Regions from separate parts of the Homo sapiens genome. Here region 2 is linked to region 1. The links are chromatin contacts, found by Hi-C or POLR2A ChIA-PET in ENCODE. All regions are on one chromosome and are shown on one strand. Each heading gives the region's core, a stretch centred on a gene start or an enhancer-like site at or near the end of the contact. The rest is flanking DNA. Distances are from core to core; before and after follow the strand shown.

The links. Hi-C counts contacts between places; a loop is a spot of excess contacts on that map. ChIA-PET counts read pairs that join two places held with the same protein, here RNA polymerase II (POLR2A). Pooled maps may share reads with other maps.
Region 2: a map of HepG2 shows a loop between it and region 1 (2.2-fold over the local background). The contact joins two enhancer-like sites. A Hi-C loop is called at or near these places in 14 of 168 maps with a recorded cell type or tissue (Caco-2, GM18951, HepG2 and 9 more), 9 of 37 single-sample maps with no recorded cell type and 28 of 50 pooled maps. POLR2A ChIA-PET finds 5 or more read pairs at or near these places in 15 of 52 experiments (A549, AG04450, CD4-positive, alpha-beta T cell and 12 more).

The regions. Positions count from the first base shown.
Region 1 is chr6:35,363,796-35,370,127 of GRCh38, forward strand. All of the region lies in intron 2 of PPARD (peroxisome proliferator activated receptor delta), which reads left to right. Among named protein-coding and RNA genes, the nearest start is that of PPARD, 24 kb to the left of the region's middle. Within about 2 kb of position 4,441, at least 10 of the 41 ENCODE cell types and tissues checked have a DNase peak (open chromatin) inside an H3K27ac peak, as active enhancers do; they include HCT116, PC-3 and PC-9, where a contact is called at or near this core.
Region 2 is chr6:35,397,328-35,403,700 of GRCh38, forward strand. All of the region lies in intron 2 of PPARD (peroxisome proliferator activated receptor delta), which reads left to right. Among named protein-coding and RNA genes, the nearest start is that of FANCE, 52 kb to the right of the region's middle. Within about 2 kb of position 4,269, at least 9 of the 41 ENCODE cell types and tissues checked have a DNase peak (open chromatin) inside an H3K27ac peak, as active enhancers do; they include HCT116, PC-3 and PC-9, where a contact is called at or near this core.

The DNA.
Region 1 (6,332 bases), core at 3,191-5,690:
TTATTTTATTTTATATTCTACATATTTTTATAGCATAAAATTAAGATATAGTTCACATAACCAAATTCACCACTTTAAAGTGTGTACTTTGATGGTTTTTGTATATTAACTGTGTTTTATATATTATATTAAATTAATATATTTATATATTATATTAACGGTTTTATATATTATTTTAGCTGTGTTGTTTATATATTATATTAACTGTGTTCTATTAACCACTAATTCCAGGACACTTCTATCACCTAAAAAACCCTTTACCTGTCAGCAGTTACTCCATCCCTTGGCTGCTAATCTACTTCCCTTCTCTATGGCTTTCCCTATCCTGGACATTTCATATGAATGGAATTATATAATATGTAGCCTTTTGTGTCTGAACAATTTCACTTAGCATGTTTTCGAGGTTCATCCATGTTGTAGCATATAATAGTACTGTATTCCTTTTTGTGGCTGAGTATTCCATTGTGTGTATATATTCCATTTTATTTATTGGTAAATTGGTGGACATTTGGGTTGTTTCCATTTTTTGACTGCTGTGAACATTCATGTACAAGCTTTTGTGTGGACATATGCTTTAGGTTCTCTTGGGAATATACTTAGTGAAATTGCTGGGTCATATAGTATTCCATGTTTAACTTTTTTTTTTTTTTTTTTTTGAGACGGCATCTTGCTCTGTTGCCCAGGCTGGAGTGCAGTGGCACGATCTTGGCTCACTGCAACCTGAACCTCCCTGGTTCAAGCAATTTCCCTGCCTCAGCCACCTGAGTAGCTGGGATTACAGGTGCATGCCACCACGCCTGGCTAATTTTTTTTTTGTATTTTTAGTAGAGACGAGGTTTCACCGTGTTGGCCAGACTGGTCTCAAACTCCTGACCTCAGGCAATCTCCCCGCCTTGGCCTCCCAAGTGTTACTCTTTGTTTTTTGTTTGTTTTTTTTTTTGAGACGGGGTCTCACTCTGTCTGGAGTGCAGTGGCGCGATTTCGCCTCACTGCAACCTCCACCTCCTGGGTTCAAGTGATTCTTCTGCCTCAGCCTCCCGAGTAGCTGGGACTACAGGCGCATGCCACCATGCCCAGCTAATTTTTTGTATTTTTAGTAGAGACGGGGTTTCACTGTGTTAGCCAGGATGGTCTCGATCTCCTGACCTTGTGATCCACCCGCCTCGGCCTCCCAAAGTGGTGGGATTACAGGCGTGAGCCACCGCGCCCGGCCCCAAGTGTTACTCGTTAGGCAGATACCTGATACCTGTCTGCTATACTCACTGGTCTGCACCTTGCTTCACTTATTATATCTTGGCCATCTTTGCATACCAGACATGTAGAGCTTCCTTATTCTTTTTTTTTTTTTTTTTTTTGAGATGGAGTCTCGCTCTGTCACCCAGGCTGGAGTGCAGTGGCGCGATCTCAGCTCACTGCAAGCTCCACCTCCTGGTTCACACCATTCTCCTGCCTCAGCCTCCCGAGTAGCTGGGAATACAGGTGCTTGCCACCACACCCAGCTAATTTTTGTGTGTGTGTGTATTTTTAGTAGAGACAGGGTTTCACCGTGTTAGCCAGGAAGGTCTCGATCTCCTGACCTCATGATCCGCCCGCCTCGGCCTCCCAAAGTCCTGGGATTACAGGTGTGAGCCACCACGCCCAGCCCCTCATTCTTTTTTTTTTAACAGTTGGCTCATCCATTGTATGGATGTGCCAGTCTCTTCTTTTTTTTTTTTAGACAGATTTTTGCTCTGTCACCCAGGCTGGAGTGCAGTGGCATGATCTCGGCTTACTGCAACCTCTGCCTCCTGGGTCAAGCGATTCTCCCGCCTCAGCCTCCTGAGTAGCTGGGATTACAGGCATGTGCCATCATGCCCAGCTGATTTTTGTATTTTTAGTAGAGACAGGGTTTCACTTTGTTGGCCAGGCTGGTCCTGAACTCCTGATCTCAAATGATTTGCTCATCTCGGCCTCCCAAAGTGCTAGGATTACAGGCGTGAGTCACCATGCACGGCCTGGATGTGCCATTCTCTTATTCATTGATGAATGTGCAGGTGACTTCTAGTCTTTTTTGGCAATGAATAACCTTGTCATTTTACACACAGATAAACAGATTGACAATGCTTCTGTGTGATAGGTGCAGTAATGGAGATAGACACTGGGGAACTAGGGAAGGCTTCCAGAGGATAGTTAAGAAAGGCTCAGGGTGAGTGAGCGCTGGTATCTGAGTGGGCCTTGCAGGCCTGGCAGAATTTCAGCAGGCTGAGATGTTGTAGGAAGGGCAAATATGACTGAAGAAAAGAACAACAGCTCAGGTGTGACAGGGGAAATGAAGAGTATTAGTTATCTATTCCTGCATAACAAATTACCCCAAAACTTAGTAGCTTAAAACACTATCTCGCAGTTTCTATGGGTTAGGAGAGATTTACACAAATATGTGAATACCAGAAGGTGAGGATTGTTGCCAGCCATTTTAGAAGGCTGACTCTAATAGCAAGTTGCAGTAAGGATAGGATTGGCCAAGGCAACAGATGGAGCCATGATTGTGGACAATCTTACATACTTAGCTGAGAGGTTGTCAGAGATTGATCTGAGAACAGTGTGAGCCATGGAAGGTCTTTGAGCAGGAGAATAATGTGATAGTTGCTATACAGGACAATTAATCTGATAGCATTTATGCTAGAGGGGTCAAAATGGAGAGAGATACACAGGCAGAGGCCTAGATTAGGAGATGGCTATAGTAGTACAGGTGAGAAATTCCTGGCCTGTAGTACTAAATACTTTTTTTTTTTTTTAAGACAATCTCACTCTGTCACCCAGGCTGGAGTGCAGTGGCATGATCTCGGCTCACTGCAACCTCTGCCTCCCGGGTTCAAGCAATTCTAGTGCCTCAGCCTCCTTAGTGGCTGTGACTACAGGCGTGTACCACCATGCCTGGCTAATTTTTCTATTTTTAGTAGAAATGGGGTTTCACGGTGTTGGCCAGGCTGGTCTTGAACTCCTGGCCTCAAGTAATCCACCCACTTTGGCCTCCCAAAGTGCTGGGATTATGGGCGTGAGCCGCTGCATCCGGCCTCTGTATTAAATACTTTAGCTGCATATTCTTTCTTCGAAATGACCACAAAAAGAAGGTATTACTGATTAATATGCATATGGTCTTGCGTATGGCCAGACTTATGACTTGCGTATGGTCATAAAGGTAGTAAGTTGCAGAGCAGCACTCAGACCTGCCTGGCTTTGATGACCGTGCCTTGATGGCACTGGAAGTGGAAAGGTGGGGGTGACTGGGGAGGTGAGGTTTTGTCCGTTCCCTGGATGCTAAAAGGAAATGGAGGAGTGTAAGAGGTTGATTCTTTGAACCTGGATGGCTGGGGCAAAGATAACACTGTAACAGGAAGAAGAGAGGCCGGAGGGAACACTGATGTGATGGGAGAAGGTGAGTGATTTGGGAACATGGGGCATTTGTTGGCAGGGTCCTTCCCAATTATAGGGCGAGTATAAATAGTTCCTGTGCTTTGTGTATGAAGAGGTACCCTTGGCCCAAAAAGACTCTAAATGTGGAAAAAGGATATGGTGGTGTGGTGGTGGTTTGAACATTGGGTTTGCGCAGATAGTGATGGTAACTGGCACTGGCCTGCGCTTCAGACTTTCACAGCCCGTTCACTTCTGTTGAAACTCACACAACCCTATTCAGGTTATCATCATTCCCTATCTGATTGATGAGGAAACTAAGGCTCAGAAAAATCCATTTGCTCAAGGAGAAACAGTGTTTCAGTTACCTACTGCTGTGTAACAAATCACCTGTGAAACTCAGTAGTTTAAAACAACCACCATTTATCCTTTCTCTTGATTGTGTGAATTGGGTCCAGATGCTTGGTTCTGCCCCACATGATGTCGGCCAAGCTTGCCCATTTGTCTGTGTTTAGCTGCACTGTAATGTCCAAGGCAGCTTCTCTTTGCATGGCCTCTAATCCTTCAAGAGTCTATCCTGAACTTCTTGCAGCATGGCATCTGGGGGCCAAGACAGTGGAAGCCAGTCGTGTTGAGGCCTGGGCTCACGTCCCAGAACATCACCTCAATCATGTTCTATTGGTCAGAGCTGTCACTGGGCCAGCCCAGATTCCAGGTTGGGAACTAGACGCCACCTCTTGATGGAAAGAGTGGCAAAAGGTTTGTAGCCATATTTAATCCACAGACAGCCGGTAGTGGATACCTGGATTTGAACCCAGATCTGTGTGACTCAGACTCACAGTCTGTCATGCCATACTGCATCCCTTTCTGCTTCTGGTTCCTTGGGAGTTGCAAAGCTTGCTGGCTCTTTTGTGTGGTTGGAGAGGGCTGATTTTTCTTGTGGTCTCCCACAGTGGAAGTTGTACTAGTCATCCCCCTTTTCACAGATGAGCATCCAAGATCACTGTGTCTTAGGGAACCTTCCAAAATAGGTTTGCTCTAGGGATTTGCTAGCTTCCCCCAAGCTTCAGCAGTGATAGCCAGACATGCATGGAATTTCCCTGTGGAGTTTCCCTTTCTGCGCTTAGTGGCCTTTTGATGCACAGTGCTCACTGGGTGGGATTCCTGCTGCATTGTAGCCAGATGTGGAGGCTAGCCCTATTTTGAGTTATCCCAGATGGTATCCAGCCCAGTGAGTCCCATACTTGACTCAACTGGCATATTCACCAGGGAGTTTTGGGGAAAATGTAGATTCCTGGGCCTTCCTCATGCCTATTGAATTAGAATTCCCAGGGATGGCGTCCAGGAACCTGCCTTTAAAGCTCCCCATTGATTTGGGAGTACAGCCTGGTTGGGAAACCAATGACTTCCAGAGGCTGGCACCCTCCCTCAGCCCAGTCATTTCAGAAAGATGCCTTTGAAGTCACTGATCAGAGGAGGCCACATGGGAGAGAATGATTTGTCCAGAGGGCCTCACACTTCACAACCAGGAAGTGACTCCTGAAAGTGTCCAGGAAGTTTCTATTTGAATCTGCTCAAATCTTTGATGTTGTTTTGCATGCTTTGATAGTATCTGAGCTTTATGGTGGCCTCTGGGTGTTTTTCTTTGAAAGTGTTTGCAGAGAGTAGCAAGCTCTTCCAGCAGTCAGCAGACACTCCCTAACCAGGAGCTACTTGGTCTGATTTATTTGAAATATGAAATTCCTTTGCTTGGCTGTCTGGTTGGTATCTTTGGTGTGAAGAATATGACAACCCTAGAGATACCTAGGTTAGCACAGCAGTTGGACCTTTCTAGTCTTGTGCCTTGGACATACTTAAGGTACACTTGGAAAAGTAGATTTTAAAACCCTGGATAATTTGGTTTGCCAGTTAAATAAACTTCTATATTTTAGAATATTTGGAAAATAAAGATAAATATAAGGAAGACCATAAAATTACCTAGAACTTTCCTCTCAGAGAATTTCCACGGTTAATGTTTTGAATGGCTATTCATCCTTCCCCTCATGACCCTTCACACCCCCTCTTTTTGAAAACCATATTGAAGTCATATTGAATGTTACTTTTTAGCAGTTTTGTTGAGATGTAAGTCATAAAGTCCACCTGTTGACAGTGTGCAATTTGATGGTTTTTAGTATTTACAGAGTTGTACAACCATCACCACAATCTAGTTTTAGAACATTTTCTTAGTCCCAAAAAGACATCTTATAATCCATTAGCGTGCATTCCCGCCTCGATGCCCCATCCCGCCCTTACTCCAGCCCAAGACTACCACTCATCTGCTTTCTCTACGTACAGATTTACCTGTTCTGGACATTTCATATAAATGGGATCATACAATATGTGATCTTTTGTGATTGGCTTCTGTCACTGGACATAATCATGGTACTGTTTTGAAACCTGCTTTAAACATTTATATCCTAGCAATTTGAATATAGTTTTCAAGAATGCACTTTTAATAGCAGAGCGGTATTCATTCTTATGAGAATATCTAATCTTATTTAATCAGTCCTGCCAACAGACGTTTAGGTTATTTCTCATCTTTTGCTCTTATAGCCAGTGCTCTCTGCACTCAGAAATTATTTTGTTGATTTATTGGTTAATTGTCCGAATCTGTGACTAGAACAAAAGCTCTTTGAGAACAGTCACCTTCTCTGTCTCCCCTACTACTTGGCATAGTTCCTGGCACTTGGTAGGTATTCAGTTTTTAAAGGATGTGTATGTGTGTATATGTGCAAATTTTGAATGAATCAAAATGTAAGGATATTAATAAATGTTGCCATATTGCCAAATTCTAGAAAGTTGTACTAATTTACCCTCTCACTGCAGTATAAGGGTACCTGACTCCCTGTTCCTTTGAATCTGGGTTAATTTGTACAGGAAGTCCTGTGATCTTTTGAATGATG
Region 2 (6,373 bases), core at 3,019-5,518, 33 kb after region 1:
AAGCCCCCCCTCCCGCAACCACCACCACCACAGAACCACCAACCCCAACGTCACTTGGCAGATTAGCAAAAGAACTAGCCAGACGCTGCTAGGCCCCTCAGGCTTCTAGATTCGCTCTCCACCACATTTCTACCAATTTATGCTCATCTTGATAAGCTCCTCCTTTGAAGGGTCTGGAATGGTCTGGAGTGGTCTGGAAAGCAGGGTCAGATACCCCTGGAAAACTGAAGCCCGTGGAGCAGTGATCTCTACAGGACTGCTTCAAGGTGCGTGGTGAACAGACGTCTTTTTGCAATTATGCCAGTTGCTCCTCTGATACTTGAGGGTTATGTGAATCTAACAACAGACAAAAATCTCTGCCTCCTGGGGCTTATATTCTTTGGGAAGAGACAAGCACTAAACAAATAAGGAAATATATATACACTCTGCCAGATAGCCATAAGACGGATGGAGAAAGTTGAAGCAGGGAAGGGAGATGGAAGTACCTGAGGGTGGACTACGCATATTTGAAATAGGGAAGCCAGGGAAGACCTCACTGAGATGGCCACATTTGAGAAAGGACCTGAAGAAGGTGAGGCAGTGAGCTGTGGAGGTGGGTAACTGGGGAGGGGGAAGAACTTTAGCTAGAGAGAAAAGCCGCTGCAAAGGCCCACTGAAGGCAGGATATGCCTGCTGTGTCGAGACCAGCAGGAGGCCGTGTGCCTGGTACTTAATATACCAGAAGGAGTGGAGCAGGCAGGGGTACCAGTTCCAGAAGGACTTGCTGGCAGGTATTAAGATGGGCTTTTTCTCTGTGATAGGAAGCTCCAGGAAGGATTTGATCACAGGAGGGACAGAATCTGAATTGTATTTTAGAAGGATCACTTTGACTGCTGTACAGAGAGTGGGTGGTGAGGTGGGAGGCAGAAGCCAGAAAGCCAGTTAGGAGGCTGTTAAGTAATCCAGGCAGGAGATGGTGTTGGCTGGGACCAGGGTCATAGCAGTAGAGGTGGTGAGAAGTAATTAGATTCCGTATATTTATTAAAGGCAAAGCCAGCAAGATTCCTTGACTCTAACTTAAAGGTTGGAGTTGTCATTTACTGAGATGAGAGAGACCATGGGGGGAAGGTAAAGGGCTCGGTTTTGGATGTGTTAGGCTTGTGCTGCCATTGGACATCCGTGTGGAGGTGTCAGAGAAGCTGGCCTGGAGAAATAAATTGGGGAATCATCAGCATACTGAAGGCATTGGAAGGCACAAGCTGGCATAAGATCAGAAAGAGATGGAGCGTAGATGGAGAATGAAAGAGACCTTTAGAGATTAGGAAGAAAATTACTGACTGAGACCAACAAAGTAGATTGATACGGAGCAGCCAGTGATATCAGAGCAAAACCTGGGAGGAAGCCAAATGAAGAGAAGGCGTAGAGGAGGAGGGATCGAGCAGTCATATCACTATCACATGCTATCGTGGGTCAAGTAAAATAAAGATCATAAGTGTTACCGAAAGTTTCAAAGTACAGTGACATTGGCCAGGCGCGGTGGCTTATGTCTGTAATCCCAGCACTTTGGGAGGCCAAGGTGGGTGGATCACTTGAGGTTATGAGTTCAAGATCAGCCTGGCCCACATGGTGAAACCCTGACTCTACCAAAAAATATAAAAATTAGCCGGGCGTGGTGACGCATGTCTGTAGTCCCAGCTATGGGAGTCTGAGGTGGGAGAATTGCTTGAATCCAGGAGGCAGAAGTTGCAGTGAGCTGAGATCGAGCCATTGCACTCCAGCCTGGGCAACAGTGAGACCCTGTCCCCCAAAAAAAAGGCCGGGCGTAGTGGCTCATGCCTGTAATCCCAGCACTTTGGGAGGCCGAGGTAGGCGGATAACTTGAGGTGGGTTCAAGACTAGCCTGGCCAACGTGGTGAAACTCCATCTCTACTAAAAATACAAAAATTAGCTGGGTGTGGTGGCAGGTGCCTGTAATCCCAGCTACTCTGGAGGCTGAGACAGGAGAATCACTTGAACCGGGGAGGCAGAGTTTGCACTGAGCTGAGATCGTGCCACTATACTCCAGCCTGGACGACAAAGTGAGACTCTGTCTCAAAAAAAAAAAAAAAAAAAACAAAGGCTGGGTGCAGTGGCTCATGCCTGTAATTCCAACACTTTGAGATGCCAAGGCGGGAGGATCACTTGTGATCCGGGAGGAGTTCAGTTCAAGACCAGCCTGGCCAACATGGTGAAAACCCATCTCTACTAAAAATACAAAAATTAGTTGGGTGTGGTGGCATGAATCTGTAGTCCCAGCTACTCTGGAGGCTGAAGTAGGAGGATCACTTGAGCCTAGGAGGTGGTTCAGTGAACTGAGGTCACACCTGCACCCCAGCCTAGTGACAGAGCAAGACTCTGTCTCAAAAAAATCACCTACCACCCTCTTCATACAGGGGAACTTTCTTCTATTCTTTTTCTAGTCATTTTCATGAGAATCATGATCTTTATGTAAATTCGTATTGTATTTTTCACTTATGTTATTAAATATTCTATGAAAACATGAGTTTAATGACTAGGTAATACTCAGTTGTCTGGGTGTGCCCTAATATATTTAACCATTCCTCTATTATTGGGCATTGGGCCATTTCTGATTTTTTGTTATTATAAATAACATTGCAGTGAACAGCTCAGTGTTTTCCTATAAGGGGAAGTATAGGGTCAAAGAACGTGAACGCTTTTAGGTGAGACTTGAACTTGAGATCCCTGGGTTCTCCTGGACAGACCGACCAATCACAGCTTAACTGTGGGATTTTTCCATGTCTCCTCTCTCCCTGGGAAGGTTGAGAAGTCTCTCTGCCCTGCAGATCCCTATTCCTGCCTCCCCGCTGCAATTGCACGTCCCATTTCTCCTGGGCCAGTCAGAGTTTCATTGCCTCTCATGGGGCCTGCTGGCCACCCACTCAGTGGCTGCCCTTCTCCTTACCACCAGCCTTCGTCCCCTCACCTAGAGCATTCACAGGCGAGCAAGAGCCAGTCAGAGCTTCCCTCAGAGTAGGGGGTGTAGTGATAAATGAAATAGCCCTGCCTTCACTCATCTCACTGGGTCGATTAAGTGATGTGTGATGTACCTGAAAGCACTTCAGGAACTTAAGAGTCTCATGCTCTACCAACTGAGCTAGCCAGGTGCCCTTAAAGGGCTGTCCTAGTCTTAATTGTTTGTAAAGAAATAGGTAGCTGGGCATGGTGGCTCACACCTGTAATCTCAGCACTTTGGGAGGCTGAGGCGGGTGGATAACCTGAGCCCAGGAGTTCGAGACCAGCCTGGGCAACATGGCAAAACCCCGTCTCTACAAAAAATACAAAAATTTGCCAGGCGTGGTGGTGCACACCTGTGGTCCCAGCTACTCAGGAGGCTGAAGTGGGAGAATCACCTGATCCTAGGAAATCGAGGCTGCAGTGAGCTGTGATTGTGCCACTGCACTCTAGCCTGGGTGACAGGGAGATCTTGTCTTAAAAAAAAAAAAAGAAAAGAAAAAGGTATAAGTGGTGGTGTCCACATTGTAACCACAGAGCCCCTAAAGCAGGGCTGTTGACCTATGGTTGGCATCCTGGTCACAAGAGCTCTGTGTCAGATGTGTGAGGGGCTTGGGTGTAGTTGTCAAGCCTGGGAATGTGGCTGTTAGTATCGATTGGCCTCATGCCAAGCAGTGCCAAGCGCCACGTCTGCTCCCCAGATACCTGTGTTTGTATGTGTGTGTCATAGTCGGGAATCACTGAGACCAGGACCTCTGGGAGGCTGAACCCTGGGAGGGCAGAGCAGGAACAGGCCTTGGAGATGATCTAATTCTGACATTTTACTCAGTGAGGACACAGGTGGGGCAGCCAGAGAGGTACTCAGCTCTGAGTCAGGGCCCCATCCCTCAACTCCTCAGCCTGAGTCTTCCCAGGAACACAACAGGCAGCTGCTTCCCAGACCTTGCAGGGCTCCAGGTGGCCTTCCCCTCCTGCCGACTCCCTTGCCAGGTTTGCTGTAACTATTGCTCCTCCGAGCCTGGCTGAAATCATCTTCAGTCTGTTATCACCTTCAGTCTGTTCTCATCTTCAGTCTGTTCTCCACAGCAGCCTGAAAAGTCTTTGTAAAAATGCAGCTCTGTTCCTCCCCATCCTCTTCATAACCCCCTTGGCTCTCTGCTCCTCCCAGAATAAATACCCACATCCTCAGCTTACCCTTCAAGACGCTGAGTGACCTCTAGCCACAGCCCTTCTCTCTACCCACAGACAGCCCAGGTCCTCATTCCTTGGGCCTTTTCACATCACTGTTCCCATCACCCTGGAATCCCACTCAGCCTGCCTGGGCCAGAGGCTACGTAAGGTCCTCAGGAAAGCGTCTCCTGGCCACTCGCACCTGACTCATGTGCTCTGAGTGCCACACCTTGCTTGGCATTTGTCCTTCATAGCCCTGGTCATTGCTGGCTAATGTAGCCTGGCACATGGTGGTAGGTACTTGACAAATATTTGTTGAACAAGTGAATGAAACCAGCTGGCAGGGACCAGAAGGGCAGAGGGGCAGGGACAGTGTCCACAACCATAGCCCCTGTGGTCTTAGCTGAGAAGGGCTCTGGCTCGGTCTCTGGTGAGTCTCTCTGCTGGCCGGCAGAACCACCCTACCCTGGAAGCCCTCTCCATGTAGTGTGAGGGGTCTCAGGCCCATTCAGGCTTCAGTAGGAGAGATCTGGGTCTCTTCTGGGACCTGAGCAGGCCTTTCCTTTACCTCGTTGGCATCTCTCAGCATTTTATTTGGTTTTAAAAATGTCTCCCCCTTCCCCCGACCAACCCCAGATTATAAAGGTATCCCACGCTCACTGTGAAGAAATTGGATAACATAGGAAAATATAATTAAGAAAATCGAAATCACCTACAGCTCCACCCCTCAGAGAAAAGTACCCTTAACATTTGTGGCCATGTCTTTTCAGTTTTGTTTTTATGCATGTGTATGTGCTTTGACATTGCTGAGCTTCTCTTTGTGAAAACCACAGATTTTTCGCAGTCTTCAGTGGCTGCGGTCAGAGGTGGTCAGCACGTTAGTGCTCCCAGTGGAGAGGTGATGCAGGGATCTGGGTGCCCCTTTCTCCCTACTGCAGGTGGGTGGGTGGGCACACCCAAGGCCCCCTTCTGTGGCAGCTTTCCTATCCCTGGTGAAGAGTACCCTCCTGTCTCTGGTCTCTTCTCCAGGACATTCTCCAGCCCTGGAGGCTGTTCCTAGGGGGCTGCCTCTTGGGGCAATGGGAAGAATTGTGGAATGCGTGGGTGGCCTCCTGGCTGTCTTTTCTCTGGTTCCAGCACTCTCTGAACAAAACCAGCCCCAGGCCACTCCTGGGGATTGGCCTCAGGTGACTCTCTGGGCTGACTCTGGCCAGCTAGAAGGCCACCCGGGCTTCTCCTGTGTCCTTAAGAGGGTGGGGTGACCTGGATTGGCAAATAGTAAGCAGAGAACACGGCAGAGTTGCTGGCCTAGAAAACCAGGTCACTAGGTCAGCACTTGGATTAATGATTGATAAGAAAGGTTGGGAGAGAATCAGCCAGACCCATTCTCCCATGACATCCCTCACTTCTGATCCCAAAAGCACCTGCCACGGAGACGGGGCAACCTCTGTCTTGTATCCAGAGGCTGCCCCTTATTCCGTTGCAGTATGGGAGGAAGGAGGTGACAGCAACTGGGTCACCTGCATGTGGGGCGAGAAGGGGAGGAAGGTTTAGGCCCTTCTCCCTGAAAAAAGAAGCATGTGCCCAGAGTAGGGGGCTCCCTGCCGGTTCTCTCCCCACAATTGATGGTGAGGCAGGGAACTGGGAAGTTCTGTCTGTGGAGGTCCCTTGGGTTTCAGCAGGCTAGCACATTTCTAGGACTGGAATATCACCATACAATCCCTTAACACAAGCCATGGGTGATAATAATAGCAGCAGCCACTGTGGTCCTTATTTGTAGGACCCTTACTATCTACCTGGCACTGTTAAGCAGTTACTGCATCGTTATTTATTCCACACAGCAGCCTCTCAGGTTAGGTGGTAGTATTCCAGTTTTAATGTCTTCCCCAAGTCATAGGATGGGAGGGATGAGCCAGGGTGTGAACCCAGGCCTGACTGAAGCCGGTGGAATTCACTTCTTTGGAGTATTGCATCTCGATGGCAGTAATATATGAAAACTGATACAGTGGCAAGTGCTACAACTCAGAATAGTGTGGCTAAGGCTCATGTTTTTAGTATATTTATTCATCCAGCAAACGTATGTTGAGGACCCACTAAATGCCAGGCACCGTGCCAGGTGCTGGGACCTACCTCAGTAAGATACAGGGCATTCTCTGGGAAACTGATAACATGGTGAGGCCAGAGCAGTTAGCAGACATTGCAGTTTGGTGTA